2 separate regions of the Mus musculus genome follow, and region 1 is linked to region 2. Evidence: chromatin loops called from intact Hi-C (ENCODE). Cell type or tissue: gastrocnemius. All regions are shown on one strand.

Region 1 (8,000 bases), 190 kb before region 2:
ATGTGGATAATTTCAGCCCAGAAAACAATTTTGTCTGAAGGTTCAGATAATTGAGACAGAAGTATTCCTTTGCCTGGAGAGATCCTTGAGATTGCCTTACTACTCCACTTGAATCCGCAGGTAGAGTCATAACCATAGGTGTTTCACTGGCTAATAGAAACTGTACCATTCAATATGAAGAATTTGGTTTCCCGAGAGAGCTAAATTGCTTAGTTCTATATTTTTCTTAAAAAATAAAGCATATTGGATATTTTTCATTATAAAAGCAATTCACATTGAGGTGACAATAGGAAAAATACATAGATAGTAAAAGAACAAAAGAAAGAACTCAAATTTTACAGCCTAAAGAAAACTGTCAAAACATTATATATATATTCTAAAAGTGTATATATATATATACACACACACTTTTAGGATTTGTTTATTTTAGACTATGTACACATTGTTTAGTTCCCCCTTCCTTCCCCCTACCCTGCCTTTCCCATTCCGGTTTTCAGGGGCTTTACCTCAGGCCATGACTGAGATCTGCTTCTAGGGAACTGAGGTGGCAGGCTCACTGTGATCAGCTTTTACACTTGTCAAGGAAGAACTGCGGCTGTTAGAAAGCCACAACAGACTTTATCTGCTCAGTGTTTAGTAGAGAAGATACAGCACTTAAGATGTCATTATTAGGACAGAATATGCTACACACTGTTGAAGTCTGTGAATTAAAAGCCTCAAGTGTAGGCAGAGTTATTACTAACATTAAATACATCACCTAAAAGTAAAATTATCTAACATTTAATAACAATACTAAATTTCAGTGTAACAGAAGGATAAAATATTATTCAACCAGAAAAAAATATAAGATTTGATGGCTGTGATTGTTTGTATATCCTTAGACCAGGGAGTCGCACCATCTGGAGGTGTGGCCTTGTTGGAATAGGTGTGACCTGGTTGGAATGGGTGTGTCACTGTGGGTGTGGGCATAAGATCCTCACACTAGTTGCCTGGAAGTCAGTCTTCCTCTAGCAGCCTTTGGATGAAGACATAGAACTCTCAGCTCCTCCTGAGCCATGCCTGCCTGGATACTGCCATGCTCCCACCTTGATGATAATGGACTGAACCTCTGAACCTGTAAGCCAGCCCCAATTAAATGTTTTTTTTTTTTTTTTATGAGACTTGCCTTGGTCATGTTGTCTGTTCACAGCAGTAAAACCCTAACTAATACAATGGCACTCAAGTTGGATCCCAGTTCCAGTACATACATTCACAGGTATGCTTACCTATGAATATGCATACACATATACACATACATACATCACACATGCACTCAAGTGTACATGCATACACACATACATAAACATATAAATATACACATATACCCATCTACATATGCATATACACATACCTATATGCACTACATAGAAACACATATACATATCTACATATATGTACAGAAATGAATATGTACACAAATAGTATGTGAAAAATATAAAAAGCCTAGAAAGAGATTCATCAGAGGTTTATTATAGAAATCTATGAGGTTTAGATTTCTATAATAAACCTGCTTTTACCTTGAAATATATATACTAACTAAAAAATGAGTTTCAAGTAATTTTTGTTGACCTGAAAAGTAATGGTGAACTCTTTGACTTTAAGTTTTTTATTCTTATTTGTTTAGATTTAGTAGATCCAGAGATTTTCATTATTCATTAAGAATTTCTTATAATCAAAAAACTCAGCATTGTGCCTCAACTTTTAAAAATTCAGACCTTTGCCTGTTCCCCTCACAGCCTTGTACAGAGTTTCTTCTGCTGATGTGTCAAGAGGGAGATGGAGAGCAAGGAAGAGAATGAGAAAGGAGGATAGTGGAAGAGAAGAAATAGATGTTGTATTTGGAAAGTCCAAGTGTGGCTAGTGGCATTGGAAAGTTAGAATTTCTGCCATGTTTTGAATTTCCAGAGCACTTTTAGGCTAATAATATTGATGTAGAGCCCATTGTCTGCAGTTTGGAACAATGGACAGAGATGATTAGTATTATACAGAGAAGATGAGGTTTGCCTAACACAGGAACAGCTGTATGGAGTCTCATATACCACATGACTTTCTACCACATCAGGCTGGACCCATGAAGGCCCTTCATCATCTTTTAGGCTATAGTGTTCCAAAGAAATTAAGAGCATAGTTTAAGCTGGAAGAGCCTTATGTACAATCTTATATTTAACTGTCTGAGTATTTTGTAGCACTGGCTAGGAAATTTTATACATAAGGAATGTTTTCTCTAGTCTATTAATATGCAATGATACACTTTGTGAGTAGGAGAATGTGCTAATAGATAGTCAAGTCTTGCAACCCTGAGAGAAGTTTTTCTTGTGAATGAAATTATAATCTCCTGTTCTGAGTTCAGAAGCCCGTGTCCCTCTTTATTTGTAGTAGGAGATGAGGAAATTCATGAGTACCTTTGTAGCTGTTTTGTCATCTCTAGAATGAAAACAGGAAGCCCATGTTGGTCATAGAAGGACTCTTACTGCGTTTCTGAGGTGAAGGTGAGGAACAGAAGGCCTCAGCTTACGAATGTTAAAAAGCAGAAACCTATTGCAAGATTCTCAACATCAGGAAAAATACCTGCAGAGATATCTATCAACAGATGTAGTGGTCTATATGCATAATGAAATTTCATGCAATCAAAAAAGACAACTACACGTGAACAAAATGGGTGGAACTAGAAGTCACCATGTTAAGTGTAATAAACCAATAGTACATGGCTTCTCTTATACATGGAACCGAGATTTAAAATTATATATATGTGCATGTATGCATAAATATGAGCTTATGACATGGGGAAAAGGAGAAAACTAGAAGTGAATGTTATGAGAAAGAAGGCATAAGTTTTAGTGGAGCAGGAGGAAGAGTGGATTATTTGAGATTGGTTCTAATGTTTTGATTTAATAGGGAATCTGTGTGTCCAAATGCTAAAGGTTCTTGTCCCCGATTGGTTTGTGCTCAATCAAAAAAGAAGCCAGCAGCCAATAGTAGGGCAAAGAGAGATGAGGTAGGGCCCGTAGAGTTGCACAGGCTAGGATGCAGAGAGGAGGAGAAGGATAATTGCAGAGAGAGAGAGAGAGAGAGAGAGAGAGAGAGAGAGAGAGAGAGAGAGAGAGAGAGAGAGAGAGAGATCAGATTTAGGGCTGCAGAGGGAAGATCATGTGAAACCTAGGAGGAAAGGGAAGCTGCCCCAGGAAGGGCTGCCAAGAAGTGTCTTGAGTAGCAAAACACAATGGGCTTCACAGAAGGTAATAGGGCAGCAAAGTTAAAAGTAGATTTAGGAGGTGTTGAGTCAGGAGTACTGGAGAGAAAAGCATGCTAGACAAGGGAGGAATTTCAAAATAAGCTAATGTATGTGTGTGTGTGTGTGTGTGTGTGTGTGTGTGTGTGTTTGCATGTGCGTGTGCATGTGTTTCATTCGAGGATCCAAACAGCAACTGGGCAGGTAGCAGGAAGTACTATGGGGGATGGGGGTAATGCAATACAAGCGATGTGAAAGTAGAAAGGGAGGAGAGAAACCAGACACAGTGAGCAGGGGGACAGGGAAGGCAGTGCATGAACAGAGTAATCGAAAAAGACTACGATGCAAATGTATGAACATGCTGCAATGAAACCCTTTATGCTACCCTCCAGATTAGCAGTACCTCCTGAAAATGTTTGGGGAGTTTGCTTGGCCTTCTCATCTTTTTCTCTCAGCACTGTGACTATAGGCAAGTTCTTATCCATAGTACTCAGCTCTTTATAGCTGTTTTAAATGAGTGAGATTTTAGATGTAGGTATGCATTGGTACACGTTGGCATAGCATACAGCACTTGGCAAGTAAATGTGTCTGTTCAACACATCATCCTTCATGGGGCAAAGATGACATGCAAACTGGAACAAGAGTTTGCCAAATGAGAAGCAGGGTTATTTGATGTTAGAATAGTGTACGAATCTATAAGAAATCATGTGAGATTAAGCAGGGCTCAGGGTAATTAGCTATATCTCTGCACACAGACAAAGAGATGAAGGCAGGGTGTGTGGTGTGAGTGCCCGGAAAGAAGAGCTAATAAAGTGGTCTGCTACCAGAGTTCTGTGATCATTTATGGACAACCTGCTGTCTACTGCCAGACTTGTCCTAGCCTTCACCACTCTTGGACTATGTGTCACTGCTGGCTACCTGCAATTGATGGAAAGGACTCAGTTATATTCAGTAGTGGGTTCTTAAAATAGCCACAAGTAGCTGATGCAATCCTTAATAGGAAATGAAGGTTAACCAAAATTTATAAAGTAGATAGTGATAACTTCAATTTGACAGGCTACAAAGGAGCCAAAAGTGATGGTGCCATTCTCTCTAATAAAATCTTCTCTGCTCCATAAAGTCTTATTAAAGAAATAGAATTCCATCTTGGCAAAGCAAGTATATATCAAGTTTAGGTTGTTCTTCAAACTTTAGCCATTATTAAAAGTATAATGTGGATCATTATTAATAATAATGATCATGATTTGAAATATAATCCAACCTCTTAGATTCATGTGTTGCTGACTCAATATGGTCTATTCTGATAGAAATTTGTTATAATAAGATAATATACTGATTCTTCTACTTAAAAATAACTATGTTTTTTAATGGTATGGTGAGAGTCTATGCAGTGGGAAGAGACATGCATGATATTCATTTATTGTGGCAGTGTGTCCTAATTATTCAGCTTTCCTTTTTTATTAATAATTGAGGATTGTGAATAAAAACATACTAATATGCACCAGATGTTCAGAAAAACATAAATATCCCCACATGTCAGCACATTTTAGCAGAAAGTCAACAAATTTTTCTCCACTTCTTTTTCCTTTTTTAGTTTTTGAAACATGTTCTTTGATATGATATTTTTAATCCTCATTAGGGACTTGCTTTGGCTCCTTTAATATCTGCCACAAGGGACTGTGTATTTTCAGATGTATCCAATGTGCATTTCTCTCTTTTCCTGTTACTCTTTCTGCCCCAATGCAGGCAGGAGTGGTAGGGGCCAATGAGACTTCTCTCTAGCTAGAGAGAACACTATTTGTACATATTCTCAACTTCTCCAACAGAAGATGTCCCCAGATGAGGTTCTTCAACTTTCTGGTTCTACATTTAAAATATTTTCCATGGTGATAATAACTTTTTTATTGAATGGTTATTTCAAAGAGAAACACTAGTAAGTTGCCAAACAGTTTTCTATATTCAACAGGAAGGTAACGATTATACTGATCCATTTTTAGGACAACCCTCATTTGTTGGTTTTCTTTGACAATTGGATTTTTCTCTTTTCTTCCCTATTGCTGCTAACTTAAGCTTACTAAAATAGATTTCTACCCTAAAATTCAAGCATTTGCCTTCAGTTATCCTTCTCGAGGCTAGTTCTCTCAGCACCAGCTCCTGTATAAATTACCTTGTGTAGGAGCCAGGGTTGGCTTTGGTCTACTTATCTTAGTACCTAAAATTAAATTTTGGTACAGGCTCTGGCTGATAGACTCCAGTCAGTTCTCGCTGGTACAAGTTCTACAAGGACTCCATGAAATAAATGGTCAGTAAAAGTAACATAAATTATGTTATTAATCATTTCCCCCTGTGACTCCACTATAGTCAGGGAGCACTATATTAGAAGGCAGTGGAATACATATGAAATTGGAAAGATGTCAAAGTGGAATTTTGTTTGTTTGTTTATTTGTTTTTGATGTTGTTTGTTTTGTTTGTTGTTCAACCTTTAGAACTTCATGTTAAGAAAAACATCTCTCAGCCTGGAGAGAAAAGATCTCAGAGGACTTTGGTTTCCATGTCAATATTTAGAAGGAGAGCAAGTACGTGATAGGGAGTTGTCAAGACCTGATCTGTGTCCCTTTTCTTCTAGCTGGCTGCTCTCCATTATCCTTCAAGCGCGTAGGATTTGATTTCATCAGGGCTCGGATTCTGTCTGCTTGGTCTTTGACCCGGAGTGCTGCTGCTGTTAGAGGTAGTGGAGATTTGCTCTCTCCCCCACTTCTTGACCCATTGCTGCTTTATTAGTTTCACTTTACTGTGATATAGAAATTGGCTAATGCTATACAAAGTCTCCCTTCCCTGGAATTCAGAGAGCATCTTATTTATATGTAGATGTAGCTATATGACATTTTCAAATGCCAGACATTTGCATATGAAGGTCTCTTTCTTCCCCTTTCAGTAAACAGTCTTTCCTATTACTTCCAAAGCAATGTTCAGAATTAAATTCCCTATAAAAGTTTGTTCTTAAAGTGTTTTTAAATGTCCAGAAGAGATGAGAAATTAAACTCCCAAACTGGAATCCATTAGTTTTTTTCTTTTTCTTTTTTGAGGAGTTAAAAAAAAGTATCTATAAATTTATGATACACACACCTATACATCTTCTGTTTGTGTAGCTTTTCACAAAAAATTTTTGAAATTTTATTAATACAGGTAAAAATGTCATAAGAGGAAAACAAGAGGAGGTTACTTTTATATGAGGACTTCTGCTTCTAGAGCAATGACCCCTGGTCTTGATGGAATAGTTGTAAGGTGCTGACCATGCATCAGGCGCTTTTCTAGGTGCCACATTTATAATAGGGAACAGGATGGCTTTCCTGCCCTCATGGACTTTGAATGATAACTAAAGAAGACAAGGAATAAAAGGTAAACCACAAATGCACAAACAAAATTCTGTTCACATTAAAGAGACTGGGAAAACTAAAGCATGCCATTTGCAGAATGTCTGGAATGCAGGCACAGGCTACTGGGAGATCTCAGCAGGCTCACTGCAACAGTGTGAAGGCAAAGGGGGGGGGGGGGGCTCTGGCTCCACACACAGAGAACAGCCACGACAGATAGTAAGTTATAGACATAATTGTACATAAAAGCAAGCTTTAGAACAAAAGGGATATTTTTAGGCCTAACACTTAAAATGAAATGAGCACTTATTTTATTCTAGAGACAAAAACATGAAACAGGACACAGGGGAGAAGCCAATGACAGGAGCTTCTGAGGATCCCACCTCTATTAGCTTCCAGGACTCTTCTTTACCACCCACAGGTCCCTGTTTATTTTTCTGGGGCCACCTTTGCTAGAACTCGTTTAAAACATTCTCTAATGTTCTCATTAGCACAAATAGCTAACAAAGTTACAATCTCTTTAAGGCATTTATCCTCCTTATGAATTTCTTTAAGGCATTTATCAATCCTTCAGCTTCAGCCTCCCTTGGAGGGTCACCACATCATCATTTTCCTTTCTTCTCCTTGCAGACCCTCAGGTCCATCTCTGTGTTGATGCATCCAAAGGAACACATCAGATGTGATTCACTATTTTGTCCACATACAGGCATTCACATCTAGACAGCAAATCTGGTAAACATACATCCTAAGTCCACCTAAAATACATTTTCTTCTCTGTTATCAACAACAACACAGCCAATCTTCTTTATTCTACCAGGCTTTCTTCATCTGCCTTGCCTTGTGTTCCTTTCTTCCCTATGCCCGGTTGGTTTTCCTTATTTTTTTAAATTATAGCCCCCTACCAAAGAATATATTTACACATTTATTACGAATAATGATGGAGGCTTGGCTCACCTACAAACCACCATTTCTGCTTACCTTTATTTTGCCCTCTCCTCCATGCCATATCACAGAGGCATCAAACCCCGTGCCAGTCTTGGAACCCTCTAGTTCATCAACCTTCCTTGGCTTTCAAGCCCCGCCCCCCACCTTCACAATGCTCTTTTCTCTTCTCTGTCAGGTAAACCTGGTACTGACAAAACCCCAAACCAAAACCAAACCAAACCAAACCAAAAAGCAAGACAACATTTTGGCCGCCCTTATTGTGGGCCACGTTACTCCACAGGTCTCCTCAGTTCCGCTGCATCAGGCTGAGCTGCACTTGCTCATTCCTAAGACACTTTTGTGGACTGTGGACTCTGAAGGTAGACTCAGAAGGAGCAAGGCAGCATGCTGTCCACAGATCATAATATAAAGTA
Region 2 (8,000 bases):
TGGTGCTCATTGGTTAACAAATGCCACACGGGGAATCCCACCCAGAAGAATGGAAAATGTTCTGTGTCTATGGTTTGTTTTTAAGGAAACCCCAAGGCAAGAGGGAGTATAAGAAGGAAGAATGCACAGAGTGCTAAGAAGGAAATTAAGACAGAAGGACAGCATTGGGGACTAATTTTTCATTTGAAAAATAGATTGTCTCCTGTTCCCCAGGCTGTCTGCTGCTAAGCAGAGTTGAGCTTCAGTATCCAGACTGGTTCATTAAAATATGGTCCCTTTAGTTCAACATGACTCATCTTTACGATGAACCAGTGATTCTGGGAATTAAATGTGCTACTTTTGCTATGCGTGTGACACCCATATGAATAACAGAAGACTTAATCTTTAATGATTTCATGTTCAGTTTATGCAATTGCATAGCTGACCTGGCCCTCCCATTTAATAAAATATGATAATTCAAAGTGCTGTTATAGGAATCCCTTTGAGCAACTGCCTATCCCTGCTGCTTTGTACTAAAACTTTGTATATCTGTTTCAATAAAATAAAGTAAATAATTTGATGGTCTTTGTTCCTCTTCCAGTGTCTTTGACCTCATTGCCCTACTTCACCAGATTCCAACACACTATCATAATTGTTAGCTTTTTCACTTCTCTATTCCCAGAACTTGAACAAAGGCCTAGTCTACCAACTGTACAATTCATGAATGACAGTCACTAGCTAAATTGGTTTTTTTGGAGACATATAAGTCTGAACTAAGAACTTAAATTTTTGCATTCTGAAAGGATACTTAATGGTATGCAATAAACCCAAATGAAGTCACTGTATCTGCATTGCCTCTGCAGTAGTGCACAGGCTCCATGGCTGGCAAGAGATCAGCAGGCAGAGTCTTTATATAATGCCACTGCCTTGGGAAAGGAATTTTTTTTTTTTTTTGGCTTGCTTCTTCTCTGTTTTGATTTATTTTGAGGTAGGGTTTTGTTATCCAGTTCAGTTTGGCCTTAAACTTGCCATCTTCTTGCCACAGTCTCCCAAGATCACGTCAAGATGCTGTGTTTGAACTGCTCTCTAAAACACTAAGAGCCTTACATTCCTGAAGCCAAGCAATCTAATGAATCTGGGAACTGAAGGTTTCACAAAGCACTGAGTGACTTCACAAGAGCTTAACATCAACCCAACAGCTAAGGCTAAGATATGAGTTACCTGATAAGTATTATTAATGGTTTGTAATACCATTTTGTTTGGTGCAAATACTGCTCATGTTTTGAGTATTTTGCTGTAATATCTATATTATAATTTCTATATAAGTGATATAGGTTTAAGATACTACATTTTGTAAGATTTATTGACAAAGCTATTAAAGCCACTCAGCTTGACCTCTGGTACAATGCTGAACTAAGGAACTGCCTGGGAAACTAAAATATATTTAACCGAAGGATCATTAGTAGATTCCCCACAGAACCACATAACCACAGCCACTAGAACAGCAGCAGGGCAGTGGAGGGAGGAAAATATTCAGACACCAAACTTAATAATAGATCTAAATTTTTGTGGAACTCAAACATGTAGAATGAATGAGACTTCGTTAGAAAAGAAATGTATTTTATTACAAATGCCAAATCATGTGTAGGACCCTAAATGTGGTTGTTCTACAAGGCCAGGGGTTCTGGAGTTGAAGCCAGGTATGATCTGTGATTTCCTAGACTCTGTGCATTGCTGTGATAGATATGCTCCTGTAAGATTACAGGGTCCACAGAACAACTTGTTTTGTTAAATTTATGCCATCTAAAATAAATGTGTGATACAGAAAGAGACATTGTAGCAGTGATGATGCTCTAGGAATCAAGCACTAATGAGGTAACAGTACACAGGAGGATCACTGACAGAGAAGAAAGTCTAAGCCAAAGAAAGCAATGAGCAAAGAGCTTCACCCTATGGGAACCACAGAGCTATTAAAATCCGAGAATCCAGGCTAAGGTCATCACGCTGTCATGCTAAAGGCTCATCAACCACAGGACAGCTATTTTATTGCTAGGAAATTGCTAGACAATTGTGGCGTTCACCCGGAGGAAACGCGCAAATGCCTGAGAACCTTTCTCCGACTTTCAATAGCCTCTTCTACCTCACCTCATCTTCTTCTCTCCATTATCTCTCCCTCTTCTACACCAGGGTTCCAACCACATGTAACCTATGAAACAGCACAGTGATTTAGATGAAAATTCTATGACAGAGGTGATTTCATAACTAATGTCCATCAAGAGGCAGGCATCGCACACTTTCTAGTCCAGACTTTCAGATTTATGAGGCATAATGTTAGCAATTAGTCAGCTGTCTTGACTCAGGGATGCTTTGAAAGTCAAATTCATGGGCTAGTCTGGAGACAACTGTGATCTCTTATTCTGATGAAGAAAACACACGCTGGAACCTTCCTTCTCCCAATTCACTGAATGGTACAGTCTCTGAATCATGAGTTTGCTGTGGGCAGAGCAGAGTCTTGGGCATCCTTATGCATGACATTAGACAGATGTTCAAGAGTGGAGAAAAGGAACAAAGAGAAGATGCTACTCCCTTTTCCATTTTCTGAGGTCACATTAGATGCCTGCAGAAACGTATTATATGAAGAGGTGTTTGGTGTTCACCATCTTAGAGACTGAAATTTCAGGCAGAATTTGGAAAATTGCTAACATCTCAAAGGAGAGTCAAAAATAACAAACTTGGGAAAGAAAAGGTATTGGAATGATACTGGCTCTGAGTCCTTTGCTGACTTGAGTAGCACAGAGCTAGTTGAGATCTGTATGCCTTTCCAACTCCATTCTATGCAAATTTAGTGAGAAATATGGATAGCCCCAAGTATCTATCCCTCCAGGGATATCTATGAAAAAACTAAGCTCACATTTACATCCACAACCATGGTTAGCAACTGCCTTGTTTATGCTGACTTACAGTCATCAGCACAAAAAGTGTTCAGCCCGAGTCCTGTGGTCACTGTTCCTGGAAGGAAGTGATTTGAGGATGTACACAAAGAAAGAGAACTTTTAGTATATTTTAAAGCTTCTACATTTCAGCAATCTGAAAACTTCAACCACAGTATGACGATTCGTTAGCTAAAGACTTAAACTGTTAACGCACTTAAGATTTACAACTTCAGATTATTTTAACTTTTCAACTGGAAGAAATAACTTATATTCCAAACCCCAGAAACTGTTGGCTTTAAAGTGAAACCGGCTCCACCCTTAAGGATACAAAGCCACAAAATTAACTTCAAACCAACCCATAAAATAGGCATGGTGTGAGCTCCCCCTACTGGTACAACATTATTCCCACTTCAGGAATCAAACCAGGTTATAGTTTCTGGGACTAGCTGGATAAAACAAGAATTGCAATTTAGAATTCAAGAGAAGAGAAAGCTAAAGGAGTTTGTGAGAACCAAAAACAATCAACAAAATATAAAAAGCACCTCCCCTAACTTTAGAATAGTCTCCACGAAAGACAGCAAAAGACATGTTTATAAATATTTGAGTCAACCTGTAAGTCCCCACCCAGCATCAGACACCCATGAGTAAAATAAACAACTGTCATTCTCAAGACAACCAAGTTCACATTCGCATGCAGACAGAGAAGCCAGCAGAGCTTAATTGAAGTGATGCTTACACACTGACAATGGATCCCCTCCCTTAACAGCACATAAGAAACGCTGCAGGCTTCAGAGAAATAAAATAAATTATGTAGCACCACGGAGGCTGAACAAAGTCTGAGGGCCTTGGGGTTTTCTGCACTGGGAAATGACTTCTATATTGTTATGTGAACTGGGACAATGAAGGGGAAAGCTGTAAGTTTTATACTTCAAGCCACTCAAATTAGTTGTCCGCAGAGCAGAAAATTCAATGTGCAAGAATCAATGATAAATACAGGTAAAGTGCTACTGTGGGGACATTCGCAATAGCAGCACAACGGAAACGCAACAAAGGTGTTGAGGCTGCTATGCTGTTATAGAGAAAATATAGTGTAAGATGGCACTCCTGCTCTGTCTCGATCAACAAAGGGAGCTGTTCCAAGGTGTCTGCTATATTTGTACGGCTGCACTTTGATTATAACTGATTCTGTTATCACAATCTGCTACATAGCCTACATAGCACATAAATGCATAAAGCCATTTAAAAGCCAAATTACTGAGTTCCCTGTTATTGTATTTTACCTTTTACTGCCATACCGGGGATGATGCTGAAACTGTTGATGATAAATTTCAAGGAGTAAATGAAAAACAAAAACGTCAGACTACACAGGCTTTATTGAAAAGCAACCAACTGAAAACTCCTAAGCACGTCAGTGTGTTTGCATCTCAAAGTCTGAGAAAATTGCCTTCGATGAGTATATTGGGCTCAGCACGAGGGCTTTGGTTCTTAAAATGGTGCTCTTTATGAAGTATATTTGTGTTTTAAAATTAAACCAGTAATGTTGATTTGTGACGAACATGGATGAGATAAAGACGCTATTGACATCCTTCCTACCCTTTCCACATACTTTTCTTTTGTTCTGAGTCAGGCAAAGACTCATTGCACAGACTTGGATAGTGATGTGAACTTGATCCTCATGTATCTACCTCCTGACTATCCATGTTCTTCCTTACTTTGGCAAGTAACACTTGTTCACACCCATACTAGCATCTAAATGGACAGAAAGTATTTGTTACCACCTCACTGGCCCTTTGACCAACACTCAGGTTGTGTGGACTCACTCTGCCTTGTTCCACTGTGGCAATCTTTGTGTTAGTATCTTGCTTCAATTTTGCTTCACATACAATTTATTCTCCACCTGGAGGCCTGAACAGTATTTTAAACATATTAAAAAAAAAAGATTGCCCTTAAAACATTTTAATGACCCTGGTGAAAATACAAATTTTTTTTACGACTCAGCTGAGGGTTTTCTGGTCAAGTGCTGTGGTGCTGAACTCCCTCTGCCCTGTATTTCCCAAGGAGCTCGCAGAGTGTATTAGTTACTTCTCTATGACCATGATAAGACACTGTGACCAAGGCAACGTACAGAAGGGACTTTACTGAGAAATACAATTCCAGAAGGAGAAGAATCCATGAGAGGAGTGCAGCACAGATGCAGGAGGCAGAGAAAGCAGGAAGCAGAGAGAGCATACCTGAGTGGGCATAGGTCTGAACTCTCTTTCTGGTGACATACCTCTTCCAACAAGGACACACCTCTTAGGACCTAGGACACACCACAACTAGGACTTAGCCCAAGGATGCACCAATTAGGAACTAAGTATCCAAATGCCCAAGACTACAGGGCATGGAATACAGGTGACTACACGTAGGGACTTGGCATTTGTCGGGAGCATCCTGCTTCTGTACCTTTACCTGCTATTTCTCTTTCTCATAATAAAATTGAATTTTTTCTCCCAAGAGAGATACTTTGTCTTATAGCACCTGTTTTATTTTCTGTAAACTAGTTGTTACTCTCTGAAGTATTCTTACTCAGAGTTTTTTCTTGTCTCTTAAACTTGGTTGGCACAAAGTATGGCATAGCCAATGTCACCAATACGAAGAAAGTACAAAGAAAAATAGAATGCATATTATATAATCAATAATACTACCAGATTGTGTGTGTATGTGTGTCCTTCCATGCATTCTTATGTCCAAGTCACATCACACAAATTTGCTGATTTATGAAAATCTATTTAATAGTAATAACTACTCCCAATCACATTAATAATGCTTAATATGAAATATTGCAACATTCTATTTTAATTTCCCAACTTATGGCAACAACCTACACATGAAACAATGAAGTAAAAAGAAATTTCAGAGCCCAAGGAAGCTAGCTTTGTTCCTCACAACATATGAAAATGTTTAACAAATACTGTTGTGCCTCTTCTTTTAACCATCGAAAATAGAGATGATCTATGTTCCCTGAAGAATCATGCCAATTACTTAATACACGACTATAAATAATCAGACCATAATATGCACCCATGTGTTTTTACTTGCCCAATCTGAAGGTATGGTATCATGCTTAATATTAACATACTATTTGGATGTAGTCTCCCCTCCCCCAGCCTGAAACCTGCTTGCTCGGGGTGGAGCTTCCTGCTCATTCGTTCTGCCACGCCCACTGCTGGAACCTGAGGAGCCACACACGTGCACCTTTCTACTGGACCCGAGATTATTCGGCGGGAATCAGGTCCCCTCTCCCTTCCTTTATAACTAGTGTCCCAAGAATAAAATTTGAGCTTTGATCAGAATGAATTTGTCTTGGCTCCGTTTCTTCTTTCGCCCCGTCTAGATTCCTCTCTTACAGCTCGAGTAGCCTTCTCAGTCGAACCGTTCATGTTGCGAGCTGCTGGCGGCTGCAACATTTGGAGCACTTTTTTATTTACACTTTTGCCATCCCAATAACTTCAAGAAGTATTAAATAACCATTGTATTTTTCTTCCACATGGTATTATACTAGAGACACAAAAATTAGAAGGTTTTTCAAAAGTCATTTCATTTTCATTAACTATAAATTCTGTATACTAAGAATGTTAGGAATACTACTTTTAATTTTGAGATATTTAGTGATAAACACTATTCAGAAAATAACAGGAAGATATATCTACATTTGGAGGAAAAGCCTTGGAGCTGGAGATATGGCTAAGTTTGTTAAGGGATGTGTCCCTGATCTCATTCCAAAAGACTAGATCGAAAGAGGCAGATGGAGGGAGATTCCTGGGCCTTTGCCCACAGGTCACTCTAACTGAATTGGCAAACTCCAGGTTCACTAAGAGACTGAAAAACTGAAGTGGGGAGCAACTGAAGATGCCTGACATTGTTGACCTCAAAGTAAAACATATACAAGCACACATCTATGTGCTACTCAGAGACTATGGCAGCAAGTGTGGATATACATAGGTTTCAACTAGACAGGGTCCCAGGGTTGAGAGGGGAAGTGGAGCAGGAGCTCTCTCCCCTTACCAAGACAGATACATAAGTAAATAAAAGCAAATTTTGGAATAAACAAATATATTTGGAACACTGTGTAGAATAACAGAGCCTCTTGTGTAAGTTCAGGTCTTCAGAGTCTTGATCCAGAATGTCATGGGTGTCATTGTGTACAGCTGTTTTGCTAATGAAGACACTGGCTTCTTTTTCCTGATGCTATGGGCAGTGTTTCTAACATGTTTTGTCAGATGGACTTCTTGATTACTGGCTAAAAGAGTTAAAAAATAAAAACTACAAATATGTTGCGTGTAACTAAATAGCTCTGAATGTGAATTTTGGCTAAAATATAAAATGTTTGTATGCCTCCTGCTCATATTACCACTTCACACCCTCCTTCATACCTGATTTCTACAATATCATCAGAGGAGAATTGCCCCACAAATCTGCACAAAGACAAGTAAACTTTTGTGAAATATCTAGAAAAAGGAGAATTATTTCTGTTGTAAGAATATTTCTGTATAGGAATTAAATTTCAAAATTCTAACTTAAAATACCTTTTCTCTGAAGCTTAAGTGGCACTGTCAGTAGGCAGGCCAGCTATTCATGTCTCCACATGCTCTGGAACCCACTGTGGCAGAGAGGACTCTACTTAGAACACAGCAGCCAGAAAACAAATGGTTGGAGCAGGAGTAGTGCTGTCCAAAGTGTGCAATGATTATTGATTCCTTTCAGTTTTTGTTTACTCAAATAGAATGTCTCTATGCTCCTGTGTGGCTCTCAGATGTGACGTCTTTATTCTCATCTTTCAGAATGCTGGGACTTTAGGCCTGTGCTACCATGCCAGGTTTAAACATATGAACTCACAGAGACAGCGGCAGCACACATGGGCCTGCACAGGTTCAAGCTGGATGGGGTCCCAGTGTCCAGACAGGGAAGTGCTTATGAGTCTTCATCCTCCCCAGGAAGCTTTCTCCAACTGATACAAGCTTGCGAAATAATAATAATTATAATATCTTTTACTGGTGTCTCACTGGGAATATTAAGTACACTTAAGGGCAGGCACCCATACCCAGC

What was found. A loop is a pair of places that touch in the nucleus more often than their neighbours do. Peaks named below come from ENCODE experiments on the same cell type or tissue, not always from the same donor. Only the 100,000 strongest peaks of a DNase experiment are listed, where the experiment ranks them.
Region 1: it touches region 2 in a loop (2.2-fold over the local background); 4 of 42 quality-filtered maps call a loop at or near these places.

Annotation. Positions count from the first base shown.
Region 1 is chr1:51,150,983-51,158,982 of GRCm38, reverse strand. All of the region lies in intron 7 of Tmeff2 (transmembrane protein with EGF-like and two follistatin-like domains 2), which reads right to left. Among named protein-coding and RNA genes, the nearest start is that of Cavin2, 130 kb to the left of the region's middle. In gastrocnemius, no CTCF peak of the experiment used is centred here; no DNase peak of the experiment used is centred here; H3K4me3 peaks cover 367 bases; H3K27ac peaks cover 1,121 bases.
Region 2 is chr1:50,957,772-50,965,771 of GRCm38, reverse strand. The region is part of intron 4 of Tmeff2 (transmembrane protein with EGF-like and two follistatin-like domains 2); the gene reads right to left. Among named protein-coding and RNA genes, the nearest start is that of Tmeff2, 34 kb to the right of the region's middle. In gastrocnemius, a CTCF peak has its summit at 3,299 (motif pointing left); DNase peaks (open chromatin) are centred at 3,289 and 6,724; H3K4me3 peaks cover 606 bases; H3K27ac peaks cover 1,364 bases.